Linked DNA regions of Mus musculus: region 2 is linked to region 1. Evidence: chromatin loops called from intact Hi-C (ENCODE). Cell type or tissue: heart. All regions are shown on one strand. Links, peaks and the distances in the headings refer to the core of each region. The heading gives the core; the rest is flanking DNA. Region 1 holds the start of Ttc39b (tetratricopeptide repeat domain 39B). Region 2 overlaps Ttc39b (tetratricopeptide repeat domain 39B).

What was found. Peaks named below come from ENCODE experiments on the same cell type or tissue, not always from the same donor. Only the 100,000 strongest peaks of a DNase experiment are listed, where the experiment ranks them.
Region 2: it touches region 1 in a loop (5-fold over the local background); 8 of 42 quality-filtered maps call a loop at or near these places.

Annotation. Positions count from the first base shown.
Region 1 is chr4:83,319,562-83,327,890 of GRCm38, reverse strand. Ttc39b (tetratricopeptide repeat domain 39B) reads left to right here and starts at 3,702. Exons shown (of 20, transcript NM_027238.2): 1 at 3,702-3,820. The coding sequence starts at 3,779. Gm42306 (a long non-coding RNA gene) reads right to left here and starts at 5,121. Exons shown (of 3, transcript XR_881382.3): 1 at 3,124-5,121; 2 at 2,139-2,401. In heart, for the core only: a CTCF peak has its summit at 4,230; DNase peaks (open chromatin) are centred at 3,580 and 4,200; H3K4me3 peaks cover 1,709 bases; H3K27ac peaks cover 1,376 bases; H3K27me3 peaks cover 835 bases.
Region 2 is chr4:83,257,143-83,265,471 of GRCm38, reverse strand. It overlaps Ttc39b (tetratricopeptide repeat domain 39B), which reads left to right. Exons shown (of 20, transcript NM_027238.2): 4 at 1,671-1,778; 5 at 3,515-3,646; 6 at 4,514-4,590. Among named protein-coding and RNA genes, the nearest start is that of Gm42307, 23 kb to the left of the region's middle. In heart, for the core only: a CTCF peak has its summit at 3,281 (motif pointing left); no DNase peak of the experiment used is centred there.

The DNA of each region.
Region 1 (8,329 bases), core at 54-8,053:
AGCAATCCTCCACCTAACCCAAGCTTATAAAAAGAAAGTTTTTAAAACCTAAACTTGATTTGTATTATGACATAAGTAGGTCTGTAATTAGTGCCACACGTTTTGATGTCTCTTGAACACTGGAAAGCAATGTGATATGAAGATAACAAGCAAATGGGAGAGGAAGTCACCAATAAGATAATTTCCCATCAAAACAAACTGTTCACACAGGAAGCAATGACCTTTAAAAGGGAGCATCAGGCGTGAGTAATAGTGCAGAGGCTGGTCCAGACAGGAAATCGAGCTCTCCGAAAGTGAAGCAGAAGCCAGAGGTAGAGGTAGGGTGGGGTGGCTGAGAAGGTGACAGAAATTTTCATTGGTATTATGGTGGTTCATAGGCACTAAATGACACCTAAGTCCTTTCTAGCCCACATGTCTGTTTCTAAGCAACTTAAAAATATACTTCTAGGGCTAGAGAGATGGCTCAGTGGTTAAGTGCACTGTAATAATAAATAAATAAATAAATAAATAAATAAATAAACAAATCTTTAAAAAAGAATGTACTTCTAATACCAGCCTCATATATATGTGTATATTTAACAATATGTATATATGTATACTATATGTATATATATAATGTATTATATATATATATGTGTGTGTGTGTAACGATAAAATTGACCCATTCTAAGAGTACAATGTAATAATTTCCTTTTGAGTCAAGAATCCATGTAGTCCCCAGAGTGGCCTCTAACTTGATATATAGTGGAAGATGACCTTAAACTTCTGACCCTCTTGTATCTTCAGAGTTCAGATAAAAGGTGTGTGTCACCACACTAGGTCTCAGCAGTACTGGGATACGCCCAGGCCATCCGTCCTCCATGTTACTGGAGCCTTTTCTTAGCTGAGCTACATTTCCAGCCAGCAAGGTGCTTAACTAGTGGCTGTCACCTCAACCAAACCCATTCTTTTCCTGTTATATTTAGGAACTGTTACAGCCCCAGTCATGACCTGTATCCCAGCAGGCCAAGTTCAATCACCCATATTTCCTAAACCAAATTAATGGTGAGGAGCAGAAAAAGGAGATTCATTCAATGTGGCCACATTGAGAAGAGGGACAAAGAGATCCAGAGTAACAGTCCTCCCAACTCCCCTTGCCCCAGGGCCATCTTTGAGAGGAAGAGCCTGAAATGTAGTTAAGGTTTCAGTAGAGCACCAGAGGTCTGTGAATCTGGACACCCCATCCTTGTTTTTGTAAAATGGTCTGACAAGTTGTAAATCTCTTTCTGAGAAAAGTTTCCCTTCTGGCTGGCTCCTGCTTTAGGCCAGTGATTTTCAATCTTCCATTGCTCTGACTCTTTAACACCTTATGTTGTGGTGACCCCCCAACCATAAAATTATTTTTGTTGCTACTTTATAACTGTAATTTTGCTACTGTTATGAATTGTAATGTAAATATCCGTATTTTCTGATGGTCTGGGCAACCTCTGTGAAAAGGTCATTCTACCACAGAATGAGAACTCCTGCCTCAGGCTCTCTCTCCTTCCAGGATGAGAATCCTGAAGGGAGTTCTGAGTTTTTGAGATCCTTTGTTTTGATAGTCTGAGAGACAATTAGAGGGGCACACATGCTTGTTTATTTGTCTTTGTAGACAATCACCCTCCCTCCCAGTCTGGTTACAAAATGGTTACAAAGGTGTTACTAGAATTTTTGGGCATCCCTTCATAGTAGCTAACCAATACTGAGAAAATCAAGGTCTCCTCTTGGGGGTTCTTAGTTTCATCGATAAAATAATTTAAGAGTGGACTCAATTGGAAGCTAGAGGACAATTTTCTGAGAGTTTAGAAGAAATAAAACTCCAAGGCAGGTGAACTGAAAATCTCAGGTTCTTCTCAGAGGAGGCAAAAGGAGAAGGAAAAAAAAAAACCCAAAACGAACAAAAACCAAAAACCAACTCATCATGGAGGTGAGACCCACGATGGGGAGGAGCTATGCTTAGAGACCATAGGCTTAGAAAAGAGAAGAAAAGGAAAAGTTTAGCTTTTCTGAGTAACTCGGAAAAGCGGGCAGACTCAGGAAACTGCATGCCGGCTGCTCTGTAAGAGACTGTGTGTATGTACAGTGCATTATCTCATTAAAGAAAGAAGCATTCCACTTACCTTTTTAACGTGGCTACAGAAGAACCCGCCTTCTAAGGGGCAGTGTCTTAGCCAGATGATTGACATGCCTTACAAAAATGTCAATTCTCCAACCAGATTAATATCTAGTATTCTCTTGACCAGGAGGAGTTTTTACCTTCATTGGTCTTAACTGCTGCTGTGTCAAAGACACTTGGAGACAATAACATCATGAAGCTGGTATCAAGGATGCCATGGTGACTCCTGGGAAATGTGTGTTAATAGGCCTCCTCTCAGCTAGTCTCCTGAAATCCACAGGGAGAAAAGAAGGTTGGCTGTAGTCACAGAGAGACCGGCTATTAGCCAGGTGCTGCCGCCAGACTGCGTTTCTGATTCTGGCATCACTGTTTTACTTAGCAGCCTGACCCTAGGAAAGTGACTTAAACTCTTACTAAACAGTGTCCCTCTTCCTATGAGAATAAGTGAGACAAAACATACAAGGGCCCCAGCATAGTCCTAGTACACGATTAGTTCTCAATTACAATTAGTTTCCTGTTTTTATGTTTACAGACCGATAAGCCGTATTTCATAAATCAGATAGATACTGAGTATGTAAATGACTGCATACAACAAAGTGGGGAGAGATGGGGTGATAGCAACGATAGAAGTTTGGTGTCTGGGGACACCACAGAACAGGGATAGGACATTTTTGGGATGCTCTATATGAGTGGGGTGTCTTGTAACATTTGTTACCAAATTACACCGTTAGGGGAGTTTAAAATAAAACTGACTCTCAACCCTAAATATTTATAGTTTTAACTTTTTTTTTCCCAGTTGGATAGCTCAGTTATTTTGCAAGTCAGAAACAGGAATCAATTTCTAAATACAGTCAAAAAACATTGTTCTAGGTTCTAGGGATATAGCATAGAAAAAGACAGCATCCTTATCCTCATGGATAATTGAAGCACAAATTATGTCTATTTGGATTTACAGAAGGCTGAGTGAGAGATGGTGTAGCAATAAAAACCTGGACCGTGCTGGGAGATGTACAGGGCTCTGAGTTACACCGAAGCCGTTACTTCGCAAACACAGAGGCAAAACAGAGCTCCTATCTCTTGGAGAGGATGTTCTTGACACAGCGACTTGGGCATGTGATGTGTCAGATGCCTCTAGGTGACCAGTGACCCATAGCTGTCCTCTAGCTGCATCTGTCAGATGCTCTGTCCTCTGGGCGAAGTAAACGCTCTGGTTCCAGACCAAGGACCAGGTGGACCACTAGCCACAGAGGGAGCGCAGCCACGACCTTGGGTTGTCAGCTCTGCGCGCTCCAGTCACGGCGCCAGGCTCCTGCCAATCCTCTAGGGAGGCCAGTACCCCAGAGGTCCTTTTCCCGAGCACCCGCTGACTCTGTGGGTGACTCCTCCCCACGGAACCTGGTTGGCTGCTCTCTAAGGAGGCCGCGTGCCGGGGCGGGGCTATCCGGCGAGGGGGCGGGGCATTAGCCTGGCATCCGCTGGGGTACTGGGTGCGCAGTGGATACCGCGGCGCCGGGGGCGGGGACAGCTCGGTCCGGTCGCTCGGGGCCGCCTGGTTCCTCCTCCACCCGTGCTGGGCTGAACCCAGAGCCAGAAAAGAGTCGGTTCTGAGTTCCCTGTGGGTGTGCGGCCGCCGCGGAGGGGAACATGGCGCTCGTGGGCAGCCGAGTGGAATTGGACGCGGACGAGGTGCGAGGACAGGCAGAGCGGGCTGGTCCGGGCACCGGCGGGCACCGGCGGGCGTGGGAGGGATGCGGAGCCTCCGCTGGCACGGAGGGTGGGCAGGGCTGTCCTTCACGCCGAGGAGCGTCCCACGGGGCCAGGCAGAGCAGCCCGGGCCAGCCTGAGCCTCCTTGGACCCTATGGGCTTTTGCGGAACCGTTCTGGACTCGACTTCTGTGTCGCTTTCTGTGGAAGTTCCGCGAGGTGTCCGCCGGGCGGGTGGGGTACGGCTGTCTAGTCACCCCGGGACCGAGGGCCGGAGCCTGAGCCCCGCGGCCGGGAAAGGTCCCTTGTCCAGAATCGCCGGCGGCCTCGCCTCTCTAGGCTACCGAAGTGACCTACCGGGTCCTCGCGCGGCGCCGGGGTCTGAACGCTCCCGGGCGGGGGCGCCCGACCTGTTGATTTCAGCGCTTCCTTCAGCTGCTGCTGGGAGCGCGCGCTCTGCTCTCAAGTTGAGGGTCAGGCTCCTGCCGCCGCCTCTGCTGCCATTTTACCTGACTTGAATTTTACAAGTCGCGGCCTGAGAAAGCCTTGATTTCCAATGATGCAATAGATGGGTGATGTGGAGGAGGCGAGTGAGTTAGGATTCGGTCTTTACTGCCAGAAGATCCTGGTAACGAGTAAATACTGTGCTTTAAATGTTGACATTAAGAACCGATCAAAACCCCAAGGATCAATCTTTATGCTACAGACAGTTAAGGCGGCGAACCAGAGCTTTCTGAGGACCAGCCTTGCGGTGTGGGCCCAAGACCACACACCAGGGAATTAGCGCTTGCCCAGGGGGCATGGATGTGTTGCTGGACCTTCTAAGGACACACAAGGCAAACAATGAGATAGAATATTTGTTACTATTTTCTTCTGTGACAACTTTTATTTATAGCTTTAGGCAGTCTTTTGGCATGGCCTGTTGCCTGCGCTTTTAAATTTTACATTCGTAATCCAGGTAACACACTACTACGGTACTTTGACCATCTACTACTTCCTCAAGAGTTTCTAACGTTCCCTCTTGTGTATACATTAAATAGCCACAGTCTTGGCATGATGGAGGCTGTTGTACAGTCTCAATAGCTTATCCCAGGCTTGTCTCCAGCTGCTTCCCTGTCCATAACCATTTAATCTATTTGTATTGAAAATGAAAGAACAATCCTGAGCCTGGTCTGTAATCTCAGCACTCAGATGGCTGAGTCAGGAGAATCACAAATTCAAGGCTAACCAGGTCTAGACACATAGAAAAATCGACTAGCATGGATATTTTTTTTTCTTCCGTAATAAAGAAAAAAAAAAAAAAACAATCAAGACCCAGAGTAGCTCCTAACTATAGAGTGGTATTTCTGACTCTGGCTCACTGTTGAAGAAATGCAAGCCATAACAGTAGATGTTAAATGGGATTGTCTTGGCATATTGAGATGAAGGTTACTCTGTCAACTGCCAATAAAACAAACTCAAGAGCTCATGTCGAAGTTAGGTATCAGAGCAGCAGACAGCCTGGCACAAAGACTTGAATACATGTTTGTTGAGTGACTGCATGACTGCAGAAAAGATATGCCTCCATCAGACCTCAGTTTTTGCCTTATTACTGATAAGCTCCCAATGATGGACAAGGCACAAAGGGACTTTTTGTTCCTGCCAAATCTATGTTTTACCCTCATGGTGGACAAGTATGTGGGCATACGTTTATCCACTCTCTACTGAGTGCTTAAGTACTCTTTGCTTAAGTTTGCTACCTTAGAGAGAGAAGGTACAGCTTTGGATGTCTAGGTCTCCCAGAGTGCCAGGGAGAGAAGTCATGTGTGGACCCATTTAGGGTGAACGAGCAGGTGTACAGTAGGGTGTTGTAGGTATGCTTGAAGTACTTGTAAAATATTCCTAATTGTAAGTGGATTAAAGAACTCTACCTCACTAGGCAGTGGTGGCACATGCCTCTTCAATCCCAGCACCCAGAAGGCAGAGACAGGCGAATCTCTTGAGTTCAAGGTCAGCCTGGTATATATAGATCCTGTTCCAGGACAGCTAGGGCTCTGTTACCCAGAGAAACCCTGTCTGGGGGGGGGGGGGGAGGTGTTAGGGGAGGAAGAAAGAAAAAACAAAACCAAACCAAACCAAGAACAAACAAACCAAAACTGAGCTCCACCGTGAGTGTGGAAGACTGTCAGGTTCACCAGGTGTGTGAGTAGACCGGAGGGAGCTTATCCCAGGCTTTCACACCCTCCAGGGCACTTTGCTTTCTTCCTGGCCATTGTTTGATGCTTTTGAGAGGTGAAAAGGGACCGAAGCATTGTAGCTGAGAAGGTTCTAATCTCGTTGCCTCACTTTTGGGTATGTGTGTGGGGTTAATTTACGGCTGGCCATTCAGACGTTAAAATGGCAAACCTCTGATCTTAGGTGCCAAGCTAGTGCTGACTGGGAGATCCTGACAGAAGGAGCCTCATCCACAACTGACTGCTAAGTCCCTCAGCCCCTGAGGGCTTAGTCAGGTTCCTGGTCCTGAGGAGTTAGGGCTAGGAACATCTTAAATGTTCTAGTGTTAGGGGTTTTTTGGGGGTGGGGTGGGAGGGTAGGTGGGGAGGGAGATCTTTTTTGAGGTCATGACTAATACTATGAGAATACTTTTCTTCCTAAGTACCCACAGAAATGATAGTGGTGGGGAAACTTATAGTATCTCTTGGGTGGATTTTGGTTTTTAAACAGATTTTTAAATGATTGACTCTTCCTTCCTCCCTCTTTCTTTCTTTCTTTCTTTCTTTCTTTCTTTCTTTCTTTCTTTCTTGGTTTTTTGAGACAGGGTTTCTCTGTGTAGCCCTGGCTGGCCTGGAACTCACTCTGTAGACCAGGCTGGCCTCGGACTCAGAGATCTTCCTGCCTCTGCCTCCCAAGTGCTGGGATTAAAGGCGTGCGCCACCATTGCTCAGCTTTTTAAATGACTTAAGAGGGGGCTGGAGAGATGACTCTGTGATTAAGAGCACTGGCTGCTCTTCCGGAGGACCCACGTTCAATTTTTCAGCACCCATATGGCAGCTCACAAGTGTCTGTAACTTTCAGTTCCAGGGGATCCAACAGCCTCATACAGATATACATGCAGAGAAAACACCAGTCAATGCTCATTAAATAAAAATAAATTTATTTAAAATAACTGTTTAGATTCTGTAAAGAGAAGTATGGTTGCATTTTGTCTTAGTCAGGGTTTCTATTCCTGCACAAACATCATGACCAAGAAGCAAGGTGGGGAGGAAAGGGTTTATTCAGCTTACACTTCCACACTGCTGTTCATCACCAAGGAAGTCAGGACTGGAACTCAAGCAGGTCAGAAAGCAGGAGTTGAGGCAGAGGCCATGGAGGGATGTTACTTACAGGCTTGCTTCCCCTGGCTTGCTCAGCCTGCTCTCTTATAGAACCAAGACTACCAGCCCAGAGATGGTCCCACCCACAAGGGGCCTTTCCCCCTTGATCACTAATTGAGAAAATGCCTTACAGTTGGATCTCATGGAGGCATTTCCTCAACTGAAGCTCCTTTCTCTGTGATAACCCCAGCCTGTGTCAAGTTGACACATAAAACCAGCCAGTACACATTTCATTTTTTTTTTAGAATTATTTTATTTTTATGTACATTGGTGATTTAATAGAAATGAACAATTTGTGTACACAATTACACACACATATATATGAATTGCATTTCAAATTGAAAGTCATTCAGTAAATACAGTTATTAAGTTACTAATAGCTGTAAAATTTGGATTTAACATTTACAGTTTTAGTTATTTTGAACTCATTATTGAGTAGGAAAATTAAGCCATTTATATTCTCTTACACAATACATACATGTTATTAAAATTTTATGGGCAGGTGCAAATAGGAAAGCATCTAAAAGAGCGACTTAAGGAAGTGATAATGAAAACAAAAACCTTACAAAACACTGAATCATGTGAAGAAATGGCTTAGGATGATTTTTATGGCCTGTTCGGGATGTTTTTTTTACAGATGGAGTCTTGCTATGTATTGTGACTGGGTAGGAACTTGACTTTATAGACTAGGCTGGCCTCAAACTCCCACATACTGCCTCTGCCTTCTCAGTATTGGGATGACTGGCGTGTGACTCTGATCAGCCCGATGACATTTTAGTACAACTGATTGCCACAATTGTTTTAGAATGAGACTGGGACTCATTGAAGGAGCTAGTTAGTGTCCTAGAAGAGCTCACGGCTTAGTAAATGATGAGTAGTTACCCAAGTAACCAGTCTGCCTGGGGGTCAGGTAGGATTCTATAATGTAGGCTCTAGAGCAAGGGTAGTAAGACTGGGGTGCATTCAGTACAGGGAGTAGGGAGTGCTGGCCACCCTAGCTTAGGGACTAGTTTAGAGTTAAAGAAGAGGTATATTGGGGTGATCTAGGATCCAGCTTGGGTGAAAGTTGGTGTGGACTGGATTAGAGTGAACATCTTGGGAGTTGATACAGCAAAAGGCAGGTTCAGATCCCAGGAGG
Region 2 (8,329 bases), core at 142-8,141, 63 kb after region 1:
TGTCTTCTCTGGCTTTTGCAGCAGCAGCTGATACCTACTAAGCAAATATTACTAGATTTTGACTAATTTATGTGTGAGAGATTATTAAAACAGGGCCTTTCTCTGCAGATCACATTGAGGGGTGGTGCAAAACCTCAGAGAGAAGCCTGGGGCACACCGACATTTTGTTTTGTTTTGTTTTGTTTTGTTTTGTTTTGTTTTGTTTTGTTTTGTTTTGTTTTGTTTAAGACAGTGTAGCCCTGGCTGGCCTGGAGCTTGCTTTGTAGACCAGGCTGGTTTCAAACTCAGAGAGATCTGCTTGCCTCTGCCTTTCGAGAGCTGGGACTAAAGGTGTGCTCCCCACATCTGCTGGGGGACAGGATTTCTGAGACAGTGCACTTGGCTTTGTTCTTAGGATAGAATCCACCCCCTCTGACACTATAGTCTCTGACTTTGGCCTAGTTTCTGTCATTTCTCTCATTTTCTGTCTTGCTTGCAGCATATGCAGCCTAGAAGTCCTCCTCCCTGCAACCTAGATATTCCCATGAGTCACCCCACTGTATAATAGTTAGGGAGCATCTTTCAGTCACAGTCATCCTCAGAATTAGGCCTCCGTGCCTGTGACCTTTGCCCTCCCAACCCCTCATGTAGTTGGTGCCTACTATGGGCACTTGTTTGTTGGTCAAACTTTCTCAAAACTGCCCCAGGAAATAGATTGCTGTGCTCCCATTTTACAGATAAGGAAGTTGAGGCCCAGCTATGTTATAGACAGAGTTGGTGTTGTTAGAAAATGATGCCCTAGAATGTAAGAGTGGTAGTATGTACTTAGGAAGCCAAGGCAGGTAGATTACATCAGTTCTCGGCTGGTCTGGGTTACTTAGTGAGCTTTAGGCCAGGACTCCAGTTAAAAAGAATGAAAAGAAGGAAGGTAAAAGGAAATGGGAGAAGGCCTAAGAGACATGGGTTCTAAGCTCCGTTAGTGGTCAGCGTGGCAAGGCACCATATTTTGGGATGTCATTTTCTTTTCCTGTTTCCTTTTGGAAGAACAAGGAGGAACCTTCTTTGAAGGGCCCCTGTCTGATAAGAGAGATTATTCCAGAGAGAATGCAGTGCTGTGTGCCCCCTCCCCTCCTTCCCACTTAGGAAGAAGAGCCAGAGGAAAAAAGACTCGAGTGGACACCAACTGCCTTGGCCGGCCAGAAGGATTTTTCAGGGAAATGAAGTTCAGAGTTTTATGGCTATGATGAAAGCACTCAGAGGCTAGGGCAGGAGAATTGGGCCTTGAGGTCCAGACCAGCCTGGGCTGTGGTGTGAGACCCTGTTTCAAAGAGCAAACTCCAGAAAAACAAAATCATTGGTTGTCTCTGGCTCTACTTCCCTCTCTCCTGCATAGACTTATCTGCATCTCAGTGTTAATGAGGGTAATTGGGCACCCAGAGTTCAGCCTTGCCATGTCTGTGTGTGCAGTGCACACTTGTGCCTCTTTTCTATCCACCTGTTTCTTATAGGCTCAGAGCATTGGCCTTACAGAGGATGGGGGAAGCTTCTTTGCCCCAGCATTGAGAAGCACCAAAGGAGGGGGAGGGGGGATGTCAGCTGGTCTCCAGCCCTACTTTTACTATTAGCTCCCGGGGCAAGGAGCTAATAGTAAAAGTTACCAAACTCCCATGTCTTTTCCTTTTTCTCTTCAGTTCATCAGCCAAGGTGGATCTCAAGAGCGGCCTGGAGGAGTGTGCAGAGGCACTGAACTTATTTCTAAGTAACAAATTTAAAGATGCCCTAGAGTTGCTACGTCCATGGTAATTAACTCTATTTCTCAGTTGATATTTTATGTGTTTTTCTGATGTCGTGTTTGTATGTTCCCGTGTCTGTGCCTGCCTCAGTGTGTATAAGCTAGTTTGAATGGGACCCATCCGGTCAATCAGCTTTAAAGAAGTGTTGTTTCATATTGGGTCAGGAGAAATTTTCCGATGCTTACACCCTAGCCTCTACGCGTGCTGGGGCGTCGTCTCCATGGTTTTGGAGAATCTCTGACCAGCGTTGCCTTTGAAGCCAGCAGGGGAATAACTAGAGATGCGTAATCCCAGTGCTAAGATCAAATCTCAGAGAATAGGAATATGATGAAGGCTCGCTACTGTTGTCATGGAAGTTACTAACGCTGCGCTTTCAGGCTTGGCAGCACCCCCCCCCCCACACACACACACACCCTACCTGCTCACTGGCCCCAGCTGTGTATGTGATGTGGACTTTGCAGAAGTGATCTTGTAGTGGTCTCCAGACTCAGCGTCTAGGGGGACGGGGGAAGCTTCTTTGATGCTGAACTGGGGGGACCTGATCCCTCATGTCAAGTGGCCAGCAGTGTCCCTAAGACTTGCCTGTCGTCTACTGGACCCCTGCTTCCTTCATCATCTTCGGTCTGCCTGGCTTTGCTGCTCTTTAGCTCTCGATTCTGACTCAGTGTCTCTGTGTCCTTTATTTATTTATTTTTTTTAAACAAACCCTCTTTCACTTATACAATGTGCTTATAAAATAGCATAAAAATAAATTATTGATTTCATGGTCTCTGATCTTTATGCACAGTTCATTGTTAAAATTCCTTTTCCACCCCACTTGAGTGTGAGGTTTGAACTGCCACTGATAACTGGGGTGATAACTGGGGTGGGCGGGCAGTGCCTTCATTCAGGACAAAGGCTCTTTATTTAGACTCTGTGTGAGGAAGAACAAAAGGAATAAGGTTGCCTCAGGATGTTGAAACATAGATGGTCAGGTAAGAGGCTTTGAGAGGAGCTAGCACGCTCAGGCAGTGACCAGAGCCTGGTTACCCCACTGTTAGGAGCTTTCCTCAGGACCCTCAGATATTAGATCCTAAGGGCTACTCTCTCAGGTCTCTCTGTGCGTGACCTAATTTAGTGCAAAAATCTTGCTTCCTCTTGGCTTTGACTGGAAAGGAGAGAACAGTTTTAAAGGCACTTTTTCTTCATATCACATTAAAGTTTCGCCTCGCCTCGACTCGCCTTGCCTTGCCTCATCCCCCTCCCTTAGATTTTTTCTCCCTCCATCCTCCTTTTTTAGATAAGGTTCAAGTAGCCCAGGCTGGCCTCAGACTCACAGAAGAGGACCTTGAGTTCCTGAGCTCCTCTTTCTGCTTCTCTGGATGCTAAGATCAGCTGTGTGTCACCAAGCCTCACCCTTTTCAGATTTTAAGGTGGTGCACTGCCCCCATTCAACTGGGGAAAAAAAAATAGCTTTGCTTATAAACTTTTTCCGAGGAAAAAAAGTCCAGAGGCTGCCCCCTTGTGTTGAATCAGGGAAAGGCATGTTGTCCCCAGCACTTCATTCTACTGTGTGGGTTTCAATTGATACTTGAGGTTTTAAAGCAGGCTTTTTGGAGCTTGTATCATTTCAGTAACTATGGAGGAGAAGTTGAGATATACACGGTGAGGATTAGGTATTGTTGGTATCAGAAAAAACCTGGGCTTTTGTGTCTTTCCTTTCCATTGTACTGAGATGTACTCACCGGCTGTGTTTTTTCCAGGGCCAAGGAGAGCATGTACCACGCCTTGGGCTACAGCACCATTGTGGTGTTGCAGGCTGTCATGACCTTCGAGCAGCAGGACATCCAGAATGGCATCTCTGCCATGAAGGACGCTTTACAAACCTGCCAAAAGTATGACTGAGTAATTTATATCCGAGCTAAGACAACCCCTGCCTTCCCGCCAGAGTGCCAAGTGAATGCAGGTCGCTGAAGTAAGGGGTTGGTTTGAGGTTAGCCAGAGCTATGGAGCAGGACTTGAGATTTAAAGTGTCTTGGACAGTTCCGTTCTATGCAGTGGAATTATAATACAGCTCCCACTTAGCACCTGTGCCCTCTGCTGGGTACATGGGGCCTGAGCTATGGTACAAGTCTGAGGGAGGCTTCAGAAGGGCTAGCAGAGAGCATCTTTCTAGTTCTTTTGCGGTAGGTTGGTTAAGAACTGGGTGCCATGTCAAGTCAAACAGGGAGTGCACCTGTTCTATGTGGGAGAAATTGCACACTCAGAAGGGAACTTTTATTTGCCCGAGGATGCCTTTGGACACTTGATTTGTTGGAATGAGAGTGTCAGTTCTCAGCTGTACTCTGCATGTAGAAGGCCATCGTGAAGGCTCTTACTTATATTGGTGAATTTTAATGTGGCTAAGATGAATCGTCATGTGACTTTGTTATAATCTCAAATGGAGAACATTTTCCTGACTGCACTTTCAGTCCACTCTTTTCTGAGGTAAGTGGAGGCACTTACCTCAGGCATTCTGCTTTCATCCACAAAGGAGGGGAGGTTCGTATGCAGTGGGCCTGTGGGCTCCTCTACACCACCCTTAGTAGGCTGAGTGCTCATGGTTGGTGGTTCAGGACTAGGCACTGTATGCAGAGGAGGGAGGCCTGGCCTTGCAGAGGGACTAGGAATTGCCATGTGGCGACATCTTGCTGTGATTGAAAGGATCACCAGTGACAGTGAGCTTCGCCTGATGCTGATCTTTGCCCTTGTCTTCAATGCAGATACAGGAAGAAATGCACAGTTGTCGAGTCTTTCTCAAGTCTCCTTTCTCGAGGGTCCCTGGAACAACTGAGTGAAGGTAAGCATCCACTGAGGCTTGGTCTCTCTGTCTTCTAGAGGCTAAGAGCCCCTGAACCATCACTGAAGTGTAGAGAATGAAGGAAGTGGCCTTTCCTTTTCCCAGCTCACCCTGGTCCCTGGTTGACTTTGAAGCTGTGTACACATTTGTGCAAACAGAAATGCATATAAGGGACGCGCGCAGTTTGTTTTTCACTTGCTCTTTTTTTTTTTTCAAACATTGAACCACACACTTGTGCTACAATGTGATCTTGCCCCACACCAGTGTCCGTAAATGCGTTTTCTCTGTTTGGAGCTGTGCAGTTGTGAAATGGGATGGTACTCGGTACAGCAACGTGATTGTTCTTTCATCACTGAAGGACAGCTCTATGGTTTTAATTTTTGGACAGCTCTATGGTTTTAATTTTTTTCCTGTTAACAAATATTGTTGTCCTAAAATCCTTGTGTGTGTGTGTGTGTGTGTATATATATATATATATATATATATATATATATATATTTGTGTATTCTTTCAAGTACTTCATGAGACAGTTTTCTAAAAGTAGAATAACTGGAACCAAGGGTTTATAATTTTACAATATTGATAGGTATTGGCATTTTCCCCCCTCAAACTATATTCAACTATCGTTGGAGGGTTTCATTTTCTACAGACTATTAATGTTTTTCCAAGGTGAAAGTACTGTTTTGTTTTTCAGACAGGGTCTTCCTATGGGTTCCACCCTGGTCTGAATTCACTCTGTAGACCAGGCTGACCTTGAACTCACAGAGATCCACCTGTCTCTGTCTCCCAAGTGCTGAGATTAAAGGTGTATCTGGATAAAGTTTATACCTTGAAGTGACAGTGCTCGTCTACATAGCTGATGAAGATGTTTGGCTTGTGGGCTTTAAGAATAATCAGGAGTCCAGGAAAGCACTCAGCCAGATAGCTGGGAGGAACATCATCACCCATTGTTCCCTATTCCCTCTAAGATGAGGGGAGAAGTAGCCCTAATCAGCCCTCAACAGAAGGGTGCGTCATCACCAGGGGGCATCCAGGGACTCTAGTGTCACTTTCAAGCCTGTGTTTTGGAAGAGATGATTAGTGCAAACCCTGGAGCAGCTGCGGTTTGGGGAAGCGAGCACAGCTCTGGGGATGGCTGTCAAGGCAGGACAGACCTAATGTCAAGTGGACACTGCACACACCTGGAGAGAGATTTACCATGGGGCTCCGTTTGTCCTGTAGGAGTGTTGTCAGCTTGTTTGGGCCATTGGAGAAGTTAGTGATGTGAGCTCTCAGTGTTGATCACAGGACAGGACTGTGACACGTCCCTTGTGTTTAGGACTTACTAGAAAAGAGTATTGACTCAACCATGGCAGAAACTGATGGTATTTTGTTGGTTACTGTCAGCAGTTGAAACCTATCTTCTTTTTCATCAGAAACTGATCTCCGAGCATCCCTAAGAACAAGAGCTGGTACTGGGAGGCCTAAAGTGTTTCCGAGACAATCCATGAGACTGAACTGGCCCCAGTATGACTTGCATTGCCTTTTCCTTCCTGGGAACCCCATGTGACTCCTTCCCTGGTCCATTGGTGACTGCTTCCCTTTTTCTTTGTGGTGTGAAGGTGACACTGGAGAGTTTTAAACCTTAGTTTTAAGAGGAATGACATGGTATTTTTGGTGTGAGAATAAATAATTCTAAAACATGTTAATGCTCTATTTTTTTTTGAAGTGTTCTCTGTGTGCCAGGCACCCTCTTGGTGCATTCCTTAGCATTATCCCCCTCTCCCCCTTTTGTGTTTAACTGATGTCCACAGAGAGAAAGGCCAAGGTGATCCAGCTGTCAGAGCAGCATGGGAACTGGTCTGCTTTTCCTAAACCACTGCTCTTCCGCTGTCCCCATGTTCTCCCGTGGAGGGCTGGGAAACACCTTACATGGCTGATGGATCACGTGTGGAAAGTCAGCGATGCTGTGCTCTGGTTTCCCCTTGTTGCCTTTAAACAGAGCAAGTTAGGAAATCTGGACTTTCCACTAAATATTGAAAAATTAACTGGCCCATGTCTGTAGCTTATTCTGAACTATAAATATCTTTAGATTAGTACAAAAAGGATGTTTAGCTAGCTTTTTGAGTGCACCATGAATTTTTTCATGGACTAAGGAATTTACAATTAAGGTGTATGTTGGTGAAGAAATTACTCAGTGTAAATCAGTCACAGTGAAGGAATAAAGCGAAATACATGAAGTTCCATCTTATTTCCAGTGTTTTTGCTTCTGAGGGCATCCTAAACAGACTTTTAAGTTTGAAGGGTGTTTTAGTTTGCTTTCAATTGGTGTGACAAACACCCTGACCAAAATCAAGATGGGGAGGATGCATTACAGTCCCTTATCAGGGGAAGCTGAGGCAGGAACTAAAACCACCCAGGACCACCTGCTGGGCCAATCATCCATCAAGAAAATGCTCCGCAGACTGGCCTATAGGCAGCCTGATGGAGGTTAGTTTCTCCCATTGAGTTTCTTCTCTCTAGATAACTAATTTATGATAGGTTGGCAAAAACCAAACCAGAACAACAGGGCACGGCAGCACACTGTCGCTTTAGTATAGGATTTGTTTTCCTGTTGGTAATTTTTGTTTGCATGGTCCAGTTTCTCTCTGTGTTCAGGAATGAGTATCTCCATGGCGGTTTTCATGGACCTGGTGTGGAACACTCTTGCTCCTCTCCTCCCATGACTGGTGGCTGGTGCTGAACAGCTCATTTCAGAGAGTGCGATGCTTAAGTGAGGTGCAGAGCTTGGAATGTGGGAAGAGAGTCGGTAGGGAGAATACTTACACGGGAATTACAGAGTCCAGACTCTCCCTGCTTTGTCTCATATCCTTTGTATTATTGGATACCAAAGTCTGTCTGTCTTTGGTTTAGTCGCCCTTCTGCTCAGGCCTTGATGAGGACCTGCTGTTTAGCCCACCGCCAACTGTAGCCTTCGGCACTGCCCCTGTGCCAGCCTGCTGCCTTCTCCTCCCCTCCCCTCAGGAACCTCATGCTATAGCCAGAGGCTCCCCATTGCCCCTTTGGGAGGGCGCCTGCACTTTCTTGCCTTCTATCTTCTGGTCCTCAACCAGTGCTGACCTTTCCCTTCCCCTCTCCTGCCCCAGGCCAGTCATCTGTTCTCAAGGTGGCATTGGCATTGATAACCCCAGGCGGTTGTCACTTTGTAGCAGTTACCCAGTGTAGCTGTCCAGCGGCCATGGGTGAACTGGGTTTACCTGAAAGCGGGGCTGGAAATGAAAGGACGGGTATGAGAGAAGGGCGAAGCCAAGTCAAAGGTTCAGAGCTTGGCTCAAAGTTTAATTCTGCAGCACCAAACCCATCTTTTGTTTCAGCTGGATTATGTTGCAAAGTAAGCTCAGCGGGCAGTCTATTCCTCTGAATTCCTGTAGGAAGTTGCAGGTGCAGCAAGGAGGACGACTCCACCTAGGTCAGAAAGCCCACTGTGGCACACACTCAAGATCTGTTTAGCCTGCTCAAAAGGCTGGGCGAGGGAAGGGCATAACCTAGGACTCGGCTAGTCAGGTGGTGAAAATCATCTGCTAGTTGGCATTCCTGTGAAGGTCCTGAAAACCCAGAGGCATACTCTGAGGGAAGGCGTCCTGGAGACTGGATCGTGACTGGTGGCAGTGCCAGGATGCACACAGACAACACCGTGTCCTGGTGGTGTCTTCTACCCCATCTCCCTGCCTGTTTCTGAGGAACTTAGCTGCATAGTACT